Linked DNA regions of Homo sapiens: region 1 is linked to region 2. Evidence: chromatin loops called from intact Hi-C (ENCODE). Cell type or tissue: Caco-2. All regions are shown on one strand. Links, peaks and the distances in the headings refer to the core of each region. The heading gives the core; the rest is flanking DNA.

What was found. Peaks named below come from ENCODE experiments on the same cell type or tissue, not always from the same donor. Only the 100,000 strongest peaks of a DNase experiment are listed, where the experiment ranks them.
Region 1: it touches region 2 in a loop (10-fold over the local background); 8 of 110 quality-filtered maps call a loop at or near these places.

The regions. Positions count from the first base shown.
Region 1 is chr2:50,530,740-50,542,931 of GRCh38, forward strand. NRXN1 (neurexin 1) reads right to left here. Exons shown (of 23, transcript NM_001330078.2): 10 at 7,514-7,897; 11 at 488-691. Among named protein-coding and RNA genes, the nearest start is that of MIR8485, 160 kb to the right of the region's middle. In Caco-2, for the core only: a CTCF peak has its summit at 5,776 (motif pointing right); no DNase peak of the experiment used is centred there.
Region 2 is chr2:51,703,441-51,715,632 of GRCh38, forward strand. All of the region lies in intron 5 of NRXN1-DT (NRXN1 divergent transcript), which reads left to right. Among named protein-coding and RNA genes, the nearest start is that of LINC01867, 660 kb to the right of the region's middle. In Caco-2, for the core only: a CTCF peak has its summit at 7,070 (motif pointing left); no DNase peak of the experiment used is centred there.

The sequences.
Region 1 (12,192 bases), core at 1,998-9,997, 1.2 Mb before region 2:
CCACAAAGGTGATTATTCAAAGGAGAAGCCCATGGAGTAGAGTAAGAACAGCTCTTGATCTAGATAACAAAGCAGAAATTTGATATTTTGTGCAAATCCTTTCTAAGAAGACATGCTTTTATTTATCTGCAAGGATGTCACCTACAACCGATCCAAATGTCAGTGAATATATCAACAGAAAATTCAGCTTGAGGCAACCTCAGGCTTAATAATTTATATTTTCAATTAACCTCACTGACAGACATGGCCTCTCTTTTAAGAACCCTCAGTGGTAGAAATCACAAAACAGTAAGTTATGTTAAACATAAAAAATAAAATAAAAAATAAAAAGATGCCCCCGAAAACCTCAAATTACTTTAAATGATGGAAATAAGACCATTAAGTGTTTTAATTTTCCATGGCAAACAGGCTACTTGATCAATGTTTGCAGGCAAATTGAACAAAAAGTAAAAAAGTGTTAGTTCAATGGGGGAAGGCAGGTTGTTACCTAGATTGACCGTCAGTTTCACACGTCCTGCGTCTAGCTCCAGGCGGAGGGTGTCAGCAGAGTCTCTAGAAGTGGTTGCCATCAGAATGCCATATGCACGCTGGGATCGGAACCGTAAGGAAACATCCTCAGCCTCCGTATGCATGACTACGGGGAGCTGAATTTTCATAAACATGCTCCCATCATAGCTCAAAACCGTTGCCTCTAGAGATGGAAAATGAATATGATAAGTTCTTGGATGGTATAGCGCATTAATACTTTAAAGAGGAAAAGGATCATTTATTATCATTTATTTAAGACTTCCAGAACACAATACTACAAAATCAATTCATCTTCTTCAGAAATAAACAAAACTGTGAGCTGGAAAGAGAAGTCACAGTAGAGGACTTCCCTTGTGAGATATTTGCTAAAGCCCAGAAACAGAGATATCAGCAGTTCCTTTTTTTTTGTTCCCAGAGCACTTTCTACCTATAGCATTAATCATGTTGAATTTTGAGTGTTTGATTATATGCCCCCCTTCTCAAGAGCAAAGATCACGTTCTTTTGTACAGCCACAGTGTGAGCCTAGTTTGAAACACCAGCGAAGTTGTGGATTTTTTTGTTGTTGTTTTTGTTTGGGTTTTGTTGTTGTTTGTTTGTTTGAGACAAGGTCTGTATCCCCTAGGCTGGAGTGCAGTGACAGGATCTCAGCTCACTGCAGCCATGACCTCCTGAGCTCAAGCAATCTTTCCACCTCAACCTCCTGAGTAGCTGGGACCACAGGCGCATGACACCATGCCAGGCTAGCTTATTATTAATACTTTTTTCTAGAGATGGGTCTCCCTTTGTTGCCAAGGCTGGTCTCAAACTCCTGGACTCCAGTGACCCTCTCGCCCAGGTTCCCAAAAGGAACCTGTGCCCAGCCTCCAGCAACTTTTCAATGCATGTTTATGTATGGTAAGCCCACTGACTAGTTCTGTGAAATTAGTCAACCTTGCCTTGGCTCTGAATTATTCATCTGCACAATGAGAGGGTACTGCCAGAAGGTTTCTCAGGGCTTTGATCTGTTCTGAAAACCTGTAGTTCTAGGAGAAGTTACTGTCATCATTTTTTTTTCATAATCTCTGCCCTGATAGAATTATTTTTAAAAGAAAAAAAAAAGAAATATAGCTTAACTATAGGAACTAGGCCAATACTTTACCAAAGGTGATGTTCAAAAAGAAAAAAGAAAAACTGATATTACCAAACAACAGATAATACTTCTTTTGAGCCATTATGTTTAGCAAGGTAATTTTTACAAAGGCTTCCTTTTAAGGAACTGTTACTTCCTTTTAAGATTAATTTATAGAAGGGGAGTAACTTTAAATATTATCTATAAGCACAGCCCTGGTGTCCTGAATAAGTTCTCATGCAAAGCAGTAATGATGTGCTTTTGCTACACTAAATAAGCATGGGGGTGGGACTGGGGAGCTTGTGAGGATGTTTGTTACTAAACTAAGGCAGATGGCATCAGTAGGGAAGTTGCTTAGTACTGTCTTAAACACACAAAGAAATGAATAAAAAAAAAACTGTTGATGACAACCTGACGGCTTTAAGAAATAGTCAGGACTCCTTAATGTTAAGCACCATATGGTAGTGGAATATTGCAAAACAAGCGTGAATCAGTTTGCTTTCTCATTGGTTCCGATAACTCAGGATGCTACTTAATAAAGAAAAACTACCTGGAATTAAAATGAACCAGGAAATTTTCATTATTTTGCCTACTTACACAGCATAGCAATTAAGTGTACTGATACAACTGTGTTCAATATTAGGACTATATTTAGAGTTGTGGTTTTGTAAGTTTATTTTTCAGAAAGTCAAGTACTGTTTCTATAAGACTTTAATCACTATTTGTTGTCATGATGGGATTAAGTGAGAACCAGAACCTCTCTAAGCACTGAGTGTTCCAGGTCTCCCTGCTTAGGTTAGCTCCCTTCTCTTTTCCATCTACCTCTTGACTTAAGAGATCTCAGTCAACTCATATGCTCACTCCTCTAATATTTATTAAGCGTTCTGACTTCTCTCCTGAGCTGTAGCATTCATTGCCTATTGGAAATTTTCAATTGGAATATGAAATTTCAATTGGAATATTTCAATTGGAATATTATTAAACTCTTGATTTACTCCCTTCAAAAATGAACAAACTCAAAACATGCTCCTTCTTCAGTCTTCTCCATCTCAGTAAACATGATAATCTCATTGCTCAGACCTAAAGCTTTCTGATTTCTCTTACTCTCTCTGCCATGTCCAATCCATTTGCAAGTCTGCAAGTCCTAAAGGCTCTAATTCCAATCCACATTCTGAATTGATTGCTGTTCACCTCTGCCACTAATGTCCCTCAGACTTTGCTCTCATCTCTCACCTACACCACTGTAGTAGCTCCCTCAACCGTGTTCCTACTTTTTTAAACCTACAAAGATCAGTGTGACCCTGGCCCCAGTCCATCTCTCTGGCCTCAGCTTTAAGTATGTCCCGCTTCTTGTTCAGTGAGCTCCAGATACACCAATTTCATGATCTCACTGAAGTGTTTGCACTTTTAGATCCCTCTGTTTAAAAATGTTTCACCCCAGATCTTTAAATAGCTGGTTCTTTCAGCATTTAGGTCTCTGCTCAAATGTTACTCCAGAGAGACCTGCTACCCACTCCAGTTATTCAATATATATTCATCATTTCACTTTGTTGAAATGACCATTTCTTGTTTGTAGAGTATTATCTGTATATGCCCTTTAGAATACAAGTACCTTGAGGGCAGAGATCAGTCTCTCATATGCATTGCTCTATCAGCAGCAAGTGCCCCCACAATGCCAGGCCCACAGCAGAGCCTCCATAAATATTAATTGAATCAATAATTGCACACACACACACACACACACACACACACATACACACACAGTGAGCTAATTTCAATTTGAATACCAAGCTTACATAAAAGCTTACCAAAGAAATTAAGTATTTATTCTGCTTATTGCAAGTGAAATCTAATTTCAGTACTGTGCATGAACGAAATATGTAATAAGGTCCACTTTGAAGGCCAAAATTGGGCTGCAGAAGATAGGCTAGGGAAGTGTCTATTTATCAAAACAGGGGCCTCATGGTTAGGCAATGCCCTAAGCACTGATAAAACAAAATATGGTCTTTCAAAAATATAGTGGTTCTATATAATATCATATTTTTTTCCAATTAGACAAAAAGTTTCCCAAATGGGAGTAAAATCCCAGTGGTCAAAGACCAGTGCAAATAATCAAATTGCTGTTGCTCAAAAAATAATGAAAACCTGAGTGTAAAGTTATAGTGAATTCTAGAGAGAAAAATGCTTGTGGTATAATTTTAAAAGAAATTTGATCTTTACTTTTGTTTTTCCTAAACTAGACAATCATGACCCATATCTGTAAAGCAACAAGCACCCGAATAAAAGTGTAAAAGTCATTATCATGTGTTCAGTTACTTTGGTTTCATATAGATAAAAGGATCAAAACAGTGTTTGTTTTCTCTTCTTTATTTAATCTCTATAACTAGGCTCTATTATTCAATAATCACATTTTTGAAATAATCATATTCTTCTGGGAAAAGTAGCTTGATTTGATTGAAAACTAAATAGGGGGCACCTCCTTTAAGAAATACAGATGACTGACAATGGATCATAAATATAGTGTGAAATACAACCCAGAGAAAAAAATAATCAGAATCATTAGCCTTTAACATTCTCCAGAAAGCTGCAGGACTGAAATAACATAGTAAAGTAATAAAACTAGAGTGCCCCCGAGTGTCATGTTAAATAATTCTCAATGTGAAAATAACTTGTTGATAAATGACAAATGAAAGCCTAAACGATTCCTCACAATTAGAGTTAATGTTTAATTAGACAAGAAATGGAAAATGCACAGGGTTGTAGTCTAGAGTTGCCAAATAAATGGTAAACAACATTCTGACATTTGAAGGTTATGCTATTTGGCAGCATCCTTGAACACTAGTAAAATTATTTCATCATTTAGAATATACAATAATTCTTTAAAAGGCTAATTCCAATACAATACTTCCCACTGGGGGAGAAAACCAGTTTCAACTTTGTCTTCTATATCTCCTTCTCCCTTGTCATTAAGTTTGATAAATTTCCTTTTCTACATTATTCTTTGTTGCAGTCTAAAGTGTACACCTGTGCTCAGTTTTGCCGAAAGGCAGTCACATATTGTGATCAACGATGAAAATCAGACAGGGAGCCAAATTATATTGCTCTGACATCTGTCCCTCCATCTGTTAGAATTTAACAAACAGTATAAAGCAGATCTCTGATTATATCAATGCTCTTATTCTTACATATAACAGAATAATTTTTATATGATCAAGTCTCCACAAATTCTCAGTTTTATTAAAAATAAAGCAGAAGGGAAGGCGCTAAATTTAACTTTTATTCATTGAACATTATTTCTGTACTACTCCTTCTTATAGGATCAATACATGTAAAACAAAATACTCTCTTCTTGTCTGCCTAAGTTAGCAAGTATCTTATTCTTTCTTATAAACTCCTTTGCTTCCTTAGGCATGATAAACATCTCCTATAATGCAATTGCAACATAATTTTTCCATGTTGAACTTTCTAAATCCAAGGAGCTGAACATGTTTTTTAATTACTTTGAATAATTATTTTCATAAATTATAAATTATCAATTTTTGCTCAAAGTTAATAAGAAAACAACTTTAAAAGTTCTCTTAAAAAAAGAAACTTCAAGAGTTGTCAACTCTTATTTGATCAACAACAGCCTTAAGTGACCAATGTGTGTCTGGAGAAGAAACTCTGTCAAAGCCCCCTGTTTTAAATTGGAAATTCGGAGGTTCAGGCACAATCTTGTGTTAACTGAACTAGGGCATAATAGCCACGAACTGGGCAGAAGCCAAATTTTGTGGTATTGAGCATGACAACCATCACACATTTCCTTTGCTTTCAGGAGGCACCCTAACGTGAGCAAGAAAATTACTTCTGAAAAGCAAAGGACTCACGCAATACACATGGGTAGTCCAGTAACAAGAACCACCCAAAAATGCATACAGCCAACCTGGAGACAAAGAAATCTGCAGAAACCTGCAGCCTCCTATCAGATAAAGACGTATGCTGAATCCCAATGATGAAGTTTGCTATTAAATTCTCATTTACAAATCTACATATGCTTGCTGCCCCTTTTTCTAATCATTGCAATATATAAATATTTCTTCTCTCATCCTGGCTCTGAAAGATCTACAATTTCTATTTTCATTTTTGCCATAGGTAGTAGCGGAATATTGCCACAGGGTGGTACACCACGCATAGTTAACAGAAAGCTTCCGTAATTCATGTGACAGTTGAGTTATACCCTTTTTTCAGCTTCACTTAACCAAGAGGCATCAGAACAACTGGCAGCTCTCTGGGTGATTAAAATTAAAACAAAACCTTAAATCGTGCAAGTCCGCTAATCTCATATTATGCGTAACTGTATTATACCTTGCAAGCTTTGTTACATTGTTCATCCTTTTGGCAATTTCCAAAAACAAAACTAAACAAACAAACTAAAATTAGGAAGCAAAATGCAAAGAGGAAACTTATAAAGAATATACACCATACTAACTAAACTATATAGAAATAGCTAAGTTGTATTGACAATTCACAGAAATGCCGGTTAGGTACTATCATAAAGAGAATGAATATATCTGTATCTATGTGATAACATACCCGTCTACTGACCCATCTAATTGCATGACCTACAATAATAACAGCATATGGTAAGTGGTTTAATATATGATTTCTATGTTACTATTAAATATTTATATTGTTAATATTAATCTCAGAACTAATAAGTTGATGTACCTCCTTTTTAAGATAAATAACCAAAATCAGGTTTCAATTTTGGGTTTCACAAAACAACCCCTCTTTTTCCTAGGAGGTTTTCGGCAAACTGAACTGAACTATTTCAGGAATAAAAAAGGGAAACAATAAATATTCATAGCTTAAAAATAGATGCCAGGTAATTTTAGGCTAAATATGTAATAAAGCAATGTTATTTGTAGCAGGTGAGGACAATGGAACAACTCATCAATATTTTTTCATATTGATTTTTAGTTCCATTGTTGAAAATAAGTGGCAATAGGTGTAGTGACTAAAGCATTTATCTGAAACACTGGGTCGATGGAAGAATAAACTTAGAACTATTTGTTCTGCTATTTATTCCTTTAGCCTGTTCTGCAGATCAACTGGGATGGCTATTGCCCTTCAGTTTTCTTTGAATCCTCATTCCTTTTATTGTATAGGGTGAAAAAAAAGAAAAATAAAATGTGGGTTTGCCTCCTGTTAGAAAAAGAGAGGCAGCACCTGCTCAGAACTTCAATAGGCACAGCTAAGTCTTAACAGCAAATTGGTAAATGAATCCTCTGCAGTTGGTTAGGTCCTAGCCAAAGGTAAGTACTTTTTCTATTAGGGTACACTTCCAGAAATGTTGGTGCACCTTAGATGATTGAAAGTCAGCTTACTTTTCAGAGAGGATATTGCCTCTTTTGTAAGTTGACTGAAGTGAAATGAGCAGGCTAACTTAAGTCTCACCCAGTTGTGTCAGGGAAGTTGCAACTCATAGCTTAGCTTGCCTCAAATGCTATTTCTTAGCATGGGTATTAGCACTAGAAGCCATAGGTATGTATAATTCATGCCTCTTTTACTGTCTAATGTTCTGAAGTTAAAAACTGGGCAAAAAAGACAGCAGTTACTGTCTATAATACATCTTAGGCTCATACTCTAGAGGATACTAAAGATTCAAGTTTCTATTCCTGCAATATACTTAAGAACTGTGTCCTTTCAGAATCAAGCTCTTTGAAAAACATTAAGAGCTCATTAGTAATCCATGTCAGGTATGGCTGCTCAGCTTGCAAACAGAGTTTACTTCAGTAGAGTATACATTACGTTTCAATGGTCAGTGCAGGTTTGAGGTCAACATTTAATAAACTTTTCATCTCAGGGAGTTGGCTGCTGGGGTTTTAGAATCCTACCTCTCTCACAGGACCTGCCAAGATAGCCTGTTCCGGAACAATCACAGACATATCTGTTCCACCCATCCCTGCACATGCCATTGTTTTTGCAAGGGTTGCTAAGGCACGGTTTTGCTGTTTCCTTTGAGCAGGAAGGCTTCACTCCAGCAGTACTTTGAACTTCAGCCATTTGCCGGATATCTTTGCTTTGGCCATCGATGAACAAATCCCTGATGCAGCCCACGTAGCCATAGTTGAGCAGAGCAGTCCACACCTCGGTGGGGAAGACAAGGCCAGCTTTATTTTCTGGCAGCCCCCCCAGGTACAACTCATCATCCAGGTCCAGAATCTCACTCTCACCAGGAGCAGTGTAGGGAGTACGCAACGTGTTGACAGAAATGGTACCTATTTCAAAGAGAGGAGAATGCACAGGTCTTTAAAAAGCACCAACGTGTTATAATTATCTTTCTCTCTTTCGTCTGCTTGATGGTTAACTCCTTGGAGGCAGACAATTATTATTATTCTTTCTGTCCTCACTTTTTGGTATTTCCTAGAGAAATTAAGATATCTGTGGTATTAAGAAACTTTAGAAATAAAACAGACTAAATGGTTCCATTTGAACTCGAGAATGGAAACCTAAGTGTACAGCCAACAAATAGTGTTTGAGAGCCTCAAACAGTTCAGTCAATGCATGTATACATACATTAAAAATAAAGAAACTGTAATTCTGTATCAGTCTCTAGAAGAAAGTCAGATTCCCCTGGGTTAGTGCTTGTTTTCAAAGCCAATATTCAATTGCAATCCAAAGAAAGATTTCATGTTCCTATTTTAACTGACTTGATTACTTTGATTGAGCACAATAGTTTCACAGATTACCTATGTCAAAACCTGACTTCATCACTCCTAGCTGTATAAACCTATTGATTAACTTACATAGTTTTGTTTCCCTTACTCATAATATGCGCATAATAATATTACCTACCTTATAGAGTTGCTCTTAGTGTTAAACAAAATAATACTAGTAATGTACATGGTTTATAATAATCACTGTATAAATGTTTGTGATTATATTTCAGTGAAAGAATCAAGTAAAACCAATTGCTTCCTTATTTGTAAACCAAGCTAGTTATTTATTTAAATTAACAAGGCTTTCTTTTTCTCACTCCAAATGTTAAGGAGAAAAATCTATTGGTTTATAAATACAAGGGCTCTAAGTCCTAAGTATGGAATAACCAGGTATTCATCTACATGGGATCATTTGAGGGTCACAGAAAAATATTAGTGGAATCTATGAAAAAAAAAGAAAGATATAAAGCATATTCCTGATCAAAACGTGCATACACACTGTCAGATTACCAAAATTCCACTGATACTTTATCTTCAGAAAGACCTTTGTACAAATGCAACCATGATACCTGAACAGAACACCACAAGGACCCACAACCACATTATCCCAGATTTATTTCTCAGCTCCAGATTATAAGAAAGGATAGGAAGAGTCTGATGAGAGAGAGAGGATGAGAAAAGGTCTGATAGCATGCTGGGGCATGGGTATAGAACCTCAGGTATTTAGGGAAGAGACACAAGAGAGACCTGGAGATGGGAGGTGTGATACAGAAGTAAGGACAAAAAGAAGAAGTGGAGGGTAGGTCAGGTGTGTGTAGGGAGACACATTTTAGTTGCTACACAGAATACCAAAAGCCCGCCCCAAGTGAAAACACATATCTAACTAAGGATGTAAGGCTGTGGGCCCTGATGTGCCCAGGAGTATTCCAAATCCCAGCAGAAGGGCCCCCTTCAATCTAGGCAGTCTAATGGGATCTGTCTTTGTCAGGGAGAAGGGCATGGAAGCCACTGACAAAGACTGCTCAGGTGGCCGAGTCATTAAGAGGATATTTGGCTCTCTAGACTTTCAGAGAAAGAAAAGGGAAAAGCTCCTAGGGGAGAAACACTCAAAGGCATTGCTATTTTGGCCTTCCAATGAGGGGAGCAAAATAGAGATTTCCTAGGGAAGCAGCTAAAAGAGAAAAGGACAAAGTATTCATTTTTACTGTTCACATTTGTACAAGTGTCTAGAAGAAAACTCTCATTTAGGAACATATGGGAACCATAAAATCCTATTTAGAAAAATATAAAGCATGGCATTTTGGGGAAATAAAATTTATAATATTGAAAGAGAATGGTGGCTCTTTTCTATTTCAAATGGAACGATCATTACACGCATTTTAAAGCATCATTTTTTATATAGCCCTATTCAAAATACCTAAGAAGCGAATAAACAGATGGTCCCTATCCTCTGCAGTAGCTAATGAAAGTTAGAATATGATGAGAAAGAGTGTCTTTTAATGACAAAAGGAAAGGTGGACACTTTAAAAAGCACATATTATCATGGAAAGCAAAGAGTTACATGCAATGAACAAAGTGCCATGTTCTTTTTTTTTTTCTTTCTGAGACAGAGTCTTACTCTGTCACACAAGCTGGAGTGCAGTGGCAGGATCTTGGCTCACTACAACCTCTGCCACCTGCTTTAAGCAACTCTCATGCCGCAGCCTCCCAAGTAGCTGGGATTACAGGTGTACGCCATCACAGCCAACTAATTTTTGTATTTTCAGTAGAGATGGAGTTTTGCAATGTTGGCCAGGTTGGTCTTGAATTCATGGCCTCAAGTGATCCACCCACCTTGGCCTCCCAAAGTGCTGGGATTACAGGCGTGAGCCACCACACCCAGCCAAAGTGACATGTTCTTAAATAAAAGAGAGAAGGATTCTACTCTATTTTCCAATTAGTTCAATAAGGCCTCCTAAAAGCCGTAGAATTTTTGAGGATTTGACGAAATGAATATCCACTATTGAGAAATTGAGAAGAAATGTTAGGAGACACGGAACTTAGCAAAGGAACAATGACAAATTATTCCAAGTGTGGTGATATATTCAAATATACATATATATAAACATATATGTATGTATGTATTCCCATATGCTCTTTTTATTCAGCTCAGATGGGGAAAAAAGCCCTGGGAAAGGCTGTACTGTCCTTGCTCAGGGTATCGTAATTCTGACACTAAGAGGACTCCTGGAGGACTCCTGAGTCGAGGAAATTCATTGGCTTCCACAACCCACTTTCTCCCTCTATTCCATGTAGTTTCCATACCTTGGTGCACTGTGTCTGCACTCACTCTAAGGGGCAAAACGGCTGCCAGGTGGTTTAGACAATCATTCATTACAGTTTGTCTGACAGTAAGGATGGAGTAACTGTGTCTCTTGATTTTTATTTATGGTGTGTTAGTGCTTGCTTTGAGCAAAGTATTGTAAGAGAGTTCAAATAAGTTATTTTAAGAATGTGCTTGATGATATGGACAGGGTAAGATTCTTACTACAAATTTATCATTAGACTTGAGTTTTCTGAACACGGTCATAGAGACCACAATTTTCAAATATCCCAGTGCACACTTAAACACACATCCACCCACCCACCCACACCCACACACACACTCTGAAACAAATGTTTAAAAGAAAAAAAAAATATTCAACTCTACAGCCTCTGAAGCACTTTGATATTTTCTCTCTCATCATATCATTTTATTAAAACAAATGCTGGACCATCAATGGATTTTAGCACCAGCTAAAATGTTGTAACCCATGGTACAAAAAAATAAATAAAAAACAAAAACAGATTTAAGGGTTACTATCATAAAGAGTAAGTTTCTCCCATAGTTCCCTATTGTCCCTTTGAGAGACAATTGTAGAGTTCTCATAGAAAGAACAAGCAGGCCAGGCGTGGTGGCTCATGCCTGTAATCCCAGCACTTTGGGAGACCAAGGCGGGTGGATCACCTGAGGTCAGGAGTTCGAGACCAGCCTGACCAACATGGAGAAACCCCATCTCTACTAAAAATACAAAATTAGCCGGGCACGGTGGTGCATGCCTGTAATCTCAGCTACTCGGGAGGCTGAGGCAGGAGAATCGCTTGAACCTGGGAGGCAGAGGTTGCGGTGAGCCGAGATCACGCCATTGCACTCCAGCCTGGGCAACCAGAGCAAAACTCCATCAGAAAGAAAGAAAGAGAGAGAGAGAGAGATAGAGAACAAGCAACAAAACATGAGACAGAAAGAAAAAGGGATATAATCCTACCTTTAATTCAAATTTAATCCAAGAAAGACTAGAACTTAAATTGAGCTCTGGATTCAAAGTTAAGGAGACACATCAGGCAAATGGATGGATCAGATATCAGTCATTGGAATATTATGCAAACAGACATCATAGGATGAAGAAAATAGGGCTGAAAATCAAGTACTACTTTATCTATATGCTTTGCTAATTCGTATGAACTTGTATTTTAGAAAATCTTTGTAAAAGAGATGGCAAATAATCAGAAAGTAAAGAATTTAGTTCAAGTGGGATGGAAACAATTATTTTTATATTTTGAAAATTCATGGAGTAAAAATGGTTAGAATTAATAATTAAATTTTATTACTGAGACAAATGCAAATAGAAGTTTATATTTTAGCCTAAACATGTGTCCTGAAATAGACACATTTCCAATAAGGGATTTGAATCCCAGACCTCCTTAATGACTTTTACTATGGATATGAATCAAAGAACATATTCACCTAGCAAAAGAGTCATCACAGAATCCGAATTAGTTTAAACCAATTTAACTCATAGATATGAGCATAGTGAAATTTAAATATTAAGGTTCCC
Region 2 (12,192 bases), core at 2,794-10,793:
TGTTCTAGTAATATTTCACAGCTTTTTTTTTTTTTTCATTTTAGAGAAAATATTCTAAGACTCCAAAGTTCGATAGTATTTGGTCAGTGTCTTAGTCAGTTTGAGCTAATATAACAAATTATCATAGAATAAGTGTCTCAAGCAACAGAAATGTATTTTTTACAATCTGGAGGCTGCAAAGTCCAGAATCAAGATGCTGGCAGATCTGGTGTCTGATGAGGACCCACCTTCTTATTTGCAAATGATCATTTTTGTTGTGTCCTCACATGACAAAGAGCAGAGAGAGCAAGCACTCTTGTGTCTCTTCTTTTTTTTTTTTTTTTTTTTGAGACGGAGTCCGGCTCTTTAGCCCAGGCCGGATTGCAGTGGCACAATCTCGGCTCACTGCAAGCTCCGCCTCCCAAGTTCACGCCATTCTCCTGCCTCAGCCTCCCGAGTAGCTGGGACTACAGGCACCCGCCACCACGCCCGGCTAATTTTTTGTATTTTTAGTAGAGATGGGGTTTCACCGTGTTAGCCAAGATGGTCTCGATCTCCTGACCTTGTGATCCGCCCGCCTCGGCCTCCCAAAGTGCTGGGATTACAGGCGTGAGTGTCTCTTCTTATACAGGCACCAATTTCATCAAGAAAGTTCCACCTTCATGTCCTAATTAACTCTCAAATGCCCCATCTCTAAATACCGCCACATTCGGGGATTAGGATTTCAACATATGCATTTTGGTGGGATACAAACATACAGTTCATAGCCACCAATACCTTTGTTGTATTTTCACAAAAATGATGTCTAAACAATAAATGTTCAATTACTCATGCAATCTTAAACAAAGGGTTACTATTAGGAAAATGAGTTAATTCCTTAGAAATTTTTCTTTTGGAGATTATTGGAGATGTGAGGTGATGAAGTGTAAGTGACTTGGTGTTATTAAGAAGGACACCCCTGCAGGAGATAACATCCCTTAGTTCTAGTATCTATTCTATCAAAAATCCTTTAGTTCTATTATTCTGTCATTGACAGAACAATTGTCTCTAATATCATCAAAGTTCTTTAACAACTATGAAATGTGACAATAGAACTAAATAATTTCAGAATGCTTTTCCAGGACCAAATTATATTTTCTTGATAGCATAAATAGCAGAGAACAATTTTAATTATAACACATAGTCAATATTGTTTTGTTCTTTGTTAGGAAAAATGTTGACTATTAACATGACTTCTCTGTACTTGCCTTAGGAATGTTTCTAAATGAAATATGCCTCATGTTGGTATTTAAATATCTTTATCAATTATTTTATTTCAAAAGCAAGAACTTGTGTCCTTACTCTTCAGAAAGTTTTATGTTTTCAATTTAATCTCCTACTGCTTAATATTTTCAGATAAAATGCTCACTGGCTTTAGAAATCATTCATTAAATACAGGGGACAAGAAGTGGCATTAGAGGGCAGATTGTGTTGTGATTGTTTTACTTTTGATTTCTTCTTTTAGCCTCCTAAGAAAGACTCTGTAGCCCATGGCTTCTGTTAATACTATATAGCAGGAGTCAGTTTTTGCATTATTGGTGTTAGTGATGAGTGATACATCTGACAAAGGTTAGGATGCTTTTAGAACCATTTGACAGCAATGACCGCTGAAGATAGAAGTGGTTTTCCACTAATTTTTCTGGAAATAGAGCAGTGATATCTTTGTTCAGGAGTTTACATTTGACTTAGAAGGCCTTTATCCCATTTGCGTCTGTCAATAGTTTACTTATTTTCTGAAATGCTGTATAAATAGTATTCTTTCCCTTTAAAATTTCTCCAGTTGGAATTAAAATCTTTTTTTGTGTGTGGGATTAAAGGGAAAAAAAACTATAACAGCCATTCAATTGTAGTCCTATGAGAGTAAATTCTGTAATATATTTTTGACTTATGCTTGTATAAATTCTTATCTTGTCTCTGCTTGTCAGTAAAGGAGGGCTGACAGCAGGAGTCATAGATTGATGGATTCTATACCCCCAAAATGCCTAGAGCAGTGCAATTAGTATGATGTTAACTTGTTCAGTATGAGTTAGATTGGATTGAAATGATTACGGGAATGGAACACTGAGTCAAGAGCCATGTTAGTTCAACATTTGCCACCCACCCTCTTCCTGCATATCTGTGTTTATAATCTTCATTGATTGTAGTTCAAATTTGCTGACAGAGGATTTTGTTGCTCTTAACTCCCCTAAATTTCTCATCCTATTTTAGTTCATCTTCTACCTCTAGAACTTAGAACAGGAGAAAGTAATTGATGTGCTACATAACTCACTGCTTTTGAGTGAATGGTTGACAGTCAAAAATGTACTGATTTTTACTAACAACAAATCACTGCTCTGTATCTTGTGGAAAAGCACAGCTTCTTTCAAGAATTTACCATTAAATGGTAGGAATATGGTGGAAGAGAAAGACTTAATAGACATAAAAGTTAAAATTGTTTCAGTGATTATTATGTGAAAGTTATCAAAATAATTATGGAGATCATTACATAAATGTGTAATTCACTGCACTACAATTAGAAATTATATATACAGGAAATATAATTTTTAATGCAGGAAAGATACAAAGACCATTTAGAATTTCAAAATAAAGTGAGGTGGCTGTGGGTTAGGTTGAAAGAGAATGAGAAGTGATTTGAGGTTGGCCTTGAATTACAGATAAGAATTAGGTGATTAGGCTGGGGGAGTATAGGTTGATATAGACATTTAGATAAAGATGAACTGCAATTAAAGGTGTTTAAAAAAAACCTGTGGGTAAACATCATTTGAACATACAAAAATATGAAGCAGACCATGTTACAACCATCTCTATGAAAAAAGCATAAGTCAAGCACTGAAGGGAATTTGAAAAAGGAGAGTGATGTAAGCTAGACTGGATGAGAATGAAAAGATCCCATCCATGAACAGTACATGACTTAGATAGAAACACATTGGTAGTGCTAGAGTCAAATGATACTCAGCAGTTTGCGGCTGACTGGACACCCTGTTCAATCCATCTCCATAGAGACACAGACGTGTTGCACTGATTAACTGAGTAGGGTGTCATATTTCTATGATTTAGATCCTCCAAAAGTATACTCTCAAGTTCGGGGATTTATGCAGCATTTAATTCTAAATGGCCCATTCAGAAGCAGAAAAAACAAATGAGCATCAATTTAACTGAGAAATTTAACCCGAATAACTGAAAAATCACCAAGTGGCAGCTCTGAAATTCTGTAATTCTAATATTCGATCTAAGGAGAAGAATATAGAAGTGTACCAATAAGATGAAAGTAATCTGGGAACACAGGGTTAGGTAAAAAATGTAGATATGGACATTTATATTAGAGTTAAAATATCAAGCATCAATAGAGAATTACAGTTTTTGTAGAAAGTAAATTTCAAGATTAATGTGAAAAAATCTGATTTTGATATGTAACAGGCTTTGTACAATTGCTGTAAGGGGCAGATGGTTCTACAGTTTTTATTTAGCAATGATGCTCACAAATCAAAATGCAGATAAAACTCCAACGCCATTTTTGACACCCTATTCTTCTAAATCTTAATTAGACATAAAATCAGTGGTTATAACTTGTGGATTAATTTGTAGATGTTGTGATCATCCTTTGGGAACTTTATGAAAGGACATGTGGAACATCATGTATTAAGTATTAAATAAAGCTTTAACCACACTCTAATGTGATTATGCCACTGAAATCCAGTTGAAAATTTTGGATATAATATCTAACATCAAGAAATAAACTTTCAAGTACGAGACAAGTTAGTGAGCTATATGATTAAAGGAGCCACTAAATTGCATTTTCAGATTATTTCAGATTTTCAGGTGAAAAAAAATGACTCCTAATGTTCAATGGTATTTTTATTTTACATCCACTAACAGAAATACAATTTACATTGTTTTTGAAGAGCAGAGACACAATGTTCATTTGTTCAGCATGACAGGGTTCAAACCAGAGATTTTATTTGGAAATTCCATAATATATTTACTTTACATCTCATTGCAGAATTTCTCTCTTACAAATCCATTATTTAAAATATGCATGTCTACTCTGAAAATTTCCATAATATCTTAAAGGTTAATCTTTTTCATCCTTAGGATGGAATGATTAGAGTTGATGCCCTGCCTAACCTTTTATCATTACTTATGGTTGGGGAGATAAGTTAGTCTCTGTGTGAACACCAGTATTTTATTTCCGAAAACATGAAGCAGTCAGCGGAAAGTATAAGGATAAGAGTTTTCTAGGTAAAGGGAGTGGCTTGGGCAAAGACCCAGTAGAAAGAAAGGTCATCCCAAGTTCATTTACATAGAATTCAAAGTTCCAACTGGGGAATGAAAAGAGATGATATTGGAAGAGGAACAAAGAAAATCAAATCCCTCCCCTCCCCCTCCCTTTCCTTCCCTCCCCTCCCCTCCCCTCCCCTTCCCTCCCCTTCTCTCTTTCTCTTTTTCTTTCTTTCTTTCGTTCTTTCTTTCTTTTCTTTCTCTCTTTCCTTTCTTTCTTTCTTTCCTTTCTTTCTTTTCTTTCTTTCTTTTTCTTTCTTCTTTCTTTCCTTCTTTTTCTTTTTTTCTCTCTCTTCCCTCTTTCTCCTATTTTCTTTCCTTCCTTCTTTTTCTCCTTTTTTCCTTCTTCCCTCTTCTTATACTTCCCTCTCCTTCTTTCATTCAGTATTGTTTGTTTTGCAGATTAACAAGCATCCCTACCAAACCCTGTCTTGAAGCATCCCTACCAAACACTATCTTGAAGTCAAATAATTAGCTGTCATCTTTATCTTTGTGGGATCATGGGATCCCCTAAGATCCTTATTAATGAAATTGCTTCTCATTTTATTCTTTGCCTGCTCTCTTGCTCTTTCACCTAAGTGTGATTTATATACAGAAAAGTAATTGAAAACTATCTGGTCTTGGTCAATTTGAAAAGAGTTTTTCTGTATTTTATGAGATATTTGCAGTTGACCAAGCTTCTTCTATTAGCAAGTTCTCAAGTCAGTTTCCTGTAGATGGGATTTAGTTCTGTTCTGTAACAATGCACACTGAATTTCTCATTTGCCCTTAAGCTCCTTGGCCCAGTGACATACCACTTTAAGTTTAATCAGACAAAAAAATCACAAAAGCTCCCAGTCTCGAGTGACCACTGACCTTTTGTCCTGAAAGCGTGAAGAGAAGAAATTTTCCTTTTTTGTGAAGTTTGTGTGAGACTCACTACATACCTGTGTGCCGTGTTTATTTCAAATTCATTGTGACCCAAGTTAATGCTGTCTCTGTCAGTTGGAAAACCAGCACTATGCTTTGTTGCCACTATAAACAATCCTTTCTAGTAGCTACCTCCCTGAGTGTACAATTTTCATCACAATTTTTTTGAACAGAGTCAAAGAAGATATGATAAAGACTCAGATAACTGCTTACTAGGGCTTGACTAAATAACTTATTTATTAAAGCCATAGTTCTTTAGCAACAAGTGTTTTTAAGACAAGGTGGCAAACTTCTCCTCTCATTGGGACATGGAAACCTCTGTGTCCTACCGCTCACATTATCCCACCTGCATGTGATTGATCTTTTCAGTTCATAATACAACACCCCTAAAGACGGGCTAACTTTTTCTAATGTTTACATTGGTTAGATGAAATCATGTGAAAATGTAGAACCATGTCTTTTTTTTTTTTTTTTTTTTGAGACACAGTCTCGCTCTGTCACCCAAGCTGGAGTGCAGTGGCACAATCTCAGCTTATTGCAACCTCCGCCTCCCAGGTTCAAGCAATTCTTGTGCCTCACCCTCCCAAGTAGCTGGGATCACAGAGGTGCACCATCACACTCAGCTAACTTTTGTATTTTAGTAGAGATGGGGTTTCGCTATGTTGGCCAGGCTGGTCTCGAACTCCTGATGTCAAATGATCTGCCCGCCTCAGCCTCCAAAAGTGCTGGGATTACAGGTGTGAGCCACTGCACCCAGCCTAGGATCACGTATTATGAATATGTAGCTTCTTTTTATCTCTTCTGATGTTGCACCCTAAATACTTTTGATTTTCAGAAGTTAGTGAGCAGGGAAGCTAGTATCTGTATGATTACACAGAGCCCAAGTATAGAACATATGATGGGCAGCGAGACATTATCAAAGTTTTCTGTTTTGAGTAGCTGTAAGAATATTAAATGCCTAGAAAGTCACCTTTTGCAATCTAGACCTTTTTCTGAGCATTGCTGACTTTGTATATTTAAATGTTTAACTGTGCTTCTATGACATTTCAAATATATTTTTGTTCAAGAATATTCACTGGTTAAACACTGAGTATCTTTCAGTTTGTTCTTAAAAATAAGTTCCCCTCTAAAAATAAGAATTTACTAAAGCTGAATACACATGTTTGGGTCACACAAATTAGATTAGCCTTCTGAGAGATGCAGTACTTGAAAACAAATGGCAGCTGTGGAGAAAGAAACAAACAAACTAAAATTTTTGCACAGAGAGATAAGAGTTTTTACTTTTTGTTTAAAGTGTAAGTAGGGTTTCAGAGATTCCAGGAAGAAGATGTAGTGTATAATCTTAGCCAATAGACCGCAGGGTGGAGTGCTAAAAATGTGTACACATGGATGTAAAGAGTAGAATGAGAGACAGTGGAGACTCAGAAGGGTGAGGGATGGGGTGCAGGAACAGAAGATGAGAAATTACGTAGTGGGTACAGTGCACATTATTCATGTGATGGACCCCCTAAAAGCCCCAACTTGACCATTGTGCAATCTCTGCATGTAACAAAATTGTACTTGTACTCCATAAATTTATATAAATTTAAAGAAAGAAGTTGTGTAAACAAAGCCACTAGATAGTGGGTGGGTAGGCAGAGCCTGTCCTCTCTGAATACACTGCACTGTTGTGCAGTAAAGGACAGACTTTGCTCAAGAAAACTTTAGCCTCTGTCCAGCTCCTGGAGGTAACCCCTTAGCCCTTGGAATGTTCTGCTTGGTAAGACTGTCTATACTTACCTGAGAGCCTTGGGTCTTCCCAGGTAGTCTACACTAAACCATATGATTTCTAGTGGGAACTTTGGGCCGTGCAGTAGCAGTGTGACCTCTAGTGACCTCTGGAGGGGTTGCAGACTGAAGACTAGCCACATAGTTAGTTAGCCATGTCTACGTGACTACCCGTTTCCTTCTTCCCTATAAAACTCTTGAACACAAATTCTTGGTGAGCTTCCCTGAATGGCAAGATTCTGGGCGTATTGACATATATTGACGTGGAGAGACGAAATCCCTCTCCGTCCAACTCCCCTAAGAAAGGATGGTTGAAAAATTGCACCTGAAACTCTCCTGGGCCCTACCCTACGCACCTCTTCTTATTTCTAATTTTCACCTGTGTCCTTTTGCTGTGTTAAAGTTTAACCATGAGTTAAATGCTTTTGCTGAATTCTATGAGTCCTTCTAGAAATTCATTGAAATTGAGACTAGGTTGAGGAAACCCAGAAACTACAGCTGCAGTTTATAAAAATTAGGAGCTTTTTCTGTGTTCCCTCTAGGACCTTGCCATTGTTCCTATCATGGCCCTTGTCATGCTGTATTCTAATGGCTTATCTATTTGTTAGTCACCTTCAATACTGTGCAATTCATAAGCTAGGATTGTTTCTCATCCTGTTTCTATTTCTTTTTGTTTTTTTGTAGATTTTTTTTTACTCACTTGCAATGTTTTGATTTGTGTTTAATAACACGAAGAAGTATTTAACATCCTTTGATAAATGAAAAAGAGTTACGAAATTATTCCAGGTGAATTACTTAGTACTATCTTAGCAATTGTACATTCTCTTTTCAAATATGTTTACTTAGAAAATTATCCTGTTTATTGAATTATTTCAAATTTAAACAACAATATTTTTCTCCATGATTTCTCATTTTAAATATCTGTTTTTTAAATTTACACATAATAATTGTATATATGTATTAGGGTACACTATGATGTTTTGAGACATATAATGTGTAGTGTTAAGATAGAGTTAATTAGCATATCCAACATCTAAAACATTTATCACTTTTTTGTGTTGAGAACATTCAATATACTCTTTCTAGCTGTTTGAAACTATGTATTATTGTTAACTGTAACCATCTTACAGTGGTAGAACTTATTCCTTTGTAGCTATAATTTTGTATCTTTTAACAAATCTCTCCCTGTTCCTCCCCCTATTCTACCCAGGCTCTAGTATCCTCTGTTATACTTTTTACTTCTGTGAGATCAACATTTTTTTAGCTTCCACATAAGAGTGAGAAGAACAGGCAGTGTTTCAGTCTGTTCCTAGCTTATTTCACTTAACATAATGCCCTTTAAGTCCATCCATGTTGCCTTGAATAACAAAATTGTATTCTTTTTATGGCCACATGGTATTCCACTGTGAATATATACCACATTTTCTTTATTCATTTATCTATTGTTGGACACCTAGGCTAATTCCATATCTTGGCTATTAGAAATAGTACTGCCGTGAACATGGGGATGCAGATGTCTCTTTGAAATACGTATTTTCTTTTTCTTGGATAAATTCCCAGTAGTGGGATTGCTACATCATATGGTGGTTCTATTTGTGGTTTTATTTATTTATTTATTTATTTTTTTTAGGAATTTTTACATTGTTCTCTATAGTGGCCGTACTAGTTTACATTGCCACCCACAGTATATAAGAGTATGCTTGTCTCTGCATTCTTGCCAGCATTTGTTATTTATTGTCTTTGATAATAGTCATCCCAACTGGGATGAAACAATAACTCATTGTGATTCTCATTTCCATTTAACTAATTATTAGTGATGTTGAGCATTTTTTCGTATTTTTTTGCCATTTGTAATATTCTTTTGAAAAATATCTGTTCATATTTTGGCCCATTTTTGAAATTTTGTTATATTTTATTTTTTAAGTCCCGGGGTACATGTGCAGGATGTGCAGGTTTGTTAAATAAGTAAGTGTGCGCCATGGTGGTTTGCTGCATTTATCAACCCATCACCTAGGTGTTAAGCCAAGCATGTATTAACTCTTTTTCCTAATGCTCTCCCTACCCCATTGACCTTCCCCCACAGGCCCCAGTGTATGTTGTTCCCTTCCCTGTGTCCATGTGTTCTTTTTTCAGCCCCCACTTATAAGTGAGAACATGTGGTGTTTGGTTTTCTGTTCCTGCATCAGTTTGCTAAGGATAATGACTTCCAGCTTCATCTATGTCCCTGCAAAGGTCATGATCTAGTTTCTTTTTATGGCTGCATAGCATTCCATGATGTATATATACCATATTTTCTTTATCCAGTCTTTCACTGATGGGCATTTGGGTTGATTCCATGTCTTTGCTATTGTGAATAATGCTGCAATGAACATATACATGCATGTATCTTTATAATAGAATAATTTATATTCCTTTGGAATATAAATTGTTCATTGAACAAATGAATCCTTGATAGCAGCTACACCAGTAATGGACTTGCTGGGTCAAATGGTATTTCTGGTTCTAAATATTTGAGGAATTGCCACTTTTGTCTTCCATAATGGCTGAACTAATTTATATTCCCACCAACAGTGTGAAAGTGTTCCTATTTCTCCACAACCTCACCAGCATCTGTTGTTTCTTGACTTTTTAATAATCGCCATTCTGACTGGCATGAGATGGTGTCTCATTGTGGTTTTGATTTGCATTTCTCTAATGATCAGTGATGTTAAGCTTTTTTTCCATATGTTTGTCAGCTGCATGTATGTCCTCTTTTGAGAAGTGTCTGTTCATGACCTTTGCCTACTTTTTAATAGGGTTGTTTGTTTTTTCTTGTAAATTTACATTCCATGCTCATGGATAGGAGGAATCAATATTGTGAAAATGGCCATACTGCCCTAATCAATTTATAGATTCAGTGCTATCACCATTAAACTACTATTGACAGTCTTCACAGAATTAGGAAAAACTATTTTAAAATTCATATGAAACCAAAAAAGAGCTTGTATAGTCAGGACAATCCTAAGCAAAAGAATAAAGCTGGAGGCAGTGTGCTACCTAACTTAAAACTATACTACAAAGCTACAGTAACCAAAACAGCATGGTAGTGGTACAAAAATGAGCATAGACTAGTAAAACAGAATAGAGAACTCAGAAATAAAACCACACATCTATAACCATCTGATTATCGACAAACCTCACCAAAAAAAAACCAAGGCAGGAAGAATCCCTATTTAACAAATGGTACTGAGAGAACAGGCTAGCCATAAGCAGAAAATTAAAACTGAACACCTTCCTTACACATTTTACAAAAATTAAAGATGGATTAAAGACCTAAATTTAAAACCCAAAACTATAAAAACCCTAGAAGAAAATCTAGGCAATAGCATTCAGGACAAAGGCCAGGACAAAGATTAACAAAAGCAAAAATTGACAGATGGGATCCAAGTAAACTAATTAAAGAGATTTTTGCCTATTTTTTAATCAGATGTTTTCTTTTGAGATTTTTTATTGTTGCGATGTTTGAGTTCCTTGTATATTCTGTATATTAATTTCTCGTCAGATAAATTGTTTGCAAATATCGTCTTCTCTTCTATAGGTTGTCTTTTCACCCTGTTGACTGTTTTTATTGCTGTCCAGAAGCATTTTCGTTTGTTATAATTCCACTTGTTTACTTTGCTTTTGTTGCCTGTATTTTTGAGATCTTATTCATAAAATCTCCCTAGACCAACATTCTGCAGTGTTTCTCCTATGTATGTTTTCTTCCAATAATGTTATAATTTTAGGTCTTACATTTAGATCTTTAATGCATTTCGAATTGATTTTTGTATAGGTTGAGAAGTGGTAGTCTGGTTTTTTCATCTGAATACGAATGTGCAGTTTTCCCCACACCATTTATGGAAGAGACTGTCTTTTCTCTAATAAATGTTCTTGGCACCTTTGTGAAAAATGAGTTCACTGTAGGTGTGTGGATTTGTTTCTGGGCTCTCTATTCTGTTCTCTTGGTCAGTGTGCCTGTTTTTATGCCAGCACCATGCTCTTCTGATTACTACAGCTTTGTAGTGTATTTTAAGACTGGCAGTGTGATGGTTCCAGTTTGTTCTTTTTGCTCAGATTCCTTTGGGCATTCAAGGTGTTTCATGGTATAATACAAATTTTAACAATTATTTTGATTTTTCTATGAAGAATGTCATTGGTTTTTTGATAGGGATTGGACCAAATCTGTAGGTTGCTTTGCATGGTATGATCATTTTAGCAATATTAATTATTCCAATCCATGAACATAGATGTCTTTCCATTTGGTTTTACCCTCTTCAATTTCTTTTATCAGTGTTTTGTAGTTTTCCTTGTAGAGCTATTTTATCTGCTTGGTTAAAATTTATTCCTAGGTTGTTTTTTTTTTTCTTAAGCTACTGTAAATGGGATTGCCTTCTTGAATATTTTCAGCTAGTTTATTGTTCATGTATAGAAATGCACTAATTTTTCTGTGTTGACTTTGTATCCTGCAAAAACCTTTCAATTTCTTTTTCTTTTTCTTTTCTTTTCTTTTTTTTTTTTTTGAGACAGTCTCCCTCTGTCGCCAGGCTGGAGTGCATTTGGCGCCATCTCGGCTCACTGCAACCTCCGCCTCCCCAGTTCAAGTAGTTCTCCTGCCTCAGCCTCTTGAGTAGCTGGAACTATAGGCATGCACCACCATGCCCTGCTAATTTTTGTATTTTTAGTAGAGATGGGGTTTCACCGTGTTGGCTAGGATGGTCCCTATCTCTTGACTTCGTGATCCACCTGCCTCAGCCTCCCAAAGTGCTGGGATTACAGACGTGAGCCAATGCACCTGGCCAAAGCTTTCAATTTCTTATGCATAACAGAAGTTCTGGTTCACAGTAAGCTTGCCTCAATATGCAAATGTTGAGATATTGAACAAAAGCAAGAAATGAAGAAAGAACATTTCAATAGATCACGCAGAGTTAATTTCCTTAAAAATGGATTATCCAAAAGGCAAATGTGATCAAATGCCTTGGACCACCTTCACATTACAGCCCCAAAATGGCTATTGATAAAATGGGAATACTGCTCTTCCATTAGCTTGACATAGATAAGAAAATTCAGTTTTCTTATGGCATAGTGTCTGTATTTGCTGTCCATGATTTCCATTAACAGAGCGTTTTGGACTGGGGGAAAAGTAAGATTATATTTTCATCTCAGGACCTAGGAGTAACACCTTATCAGATCAAGGTCAAAACT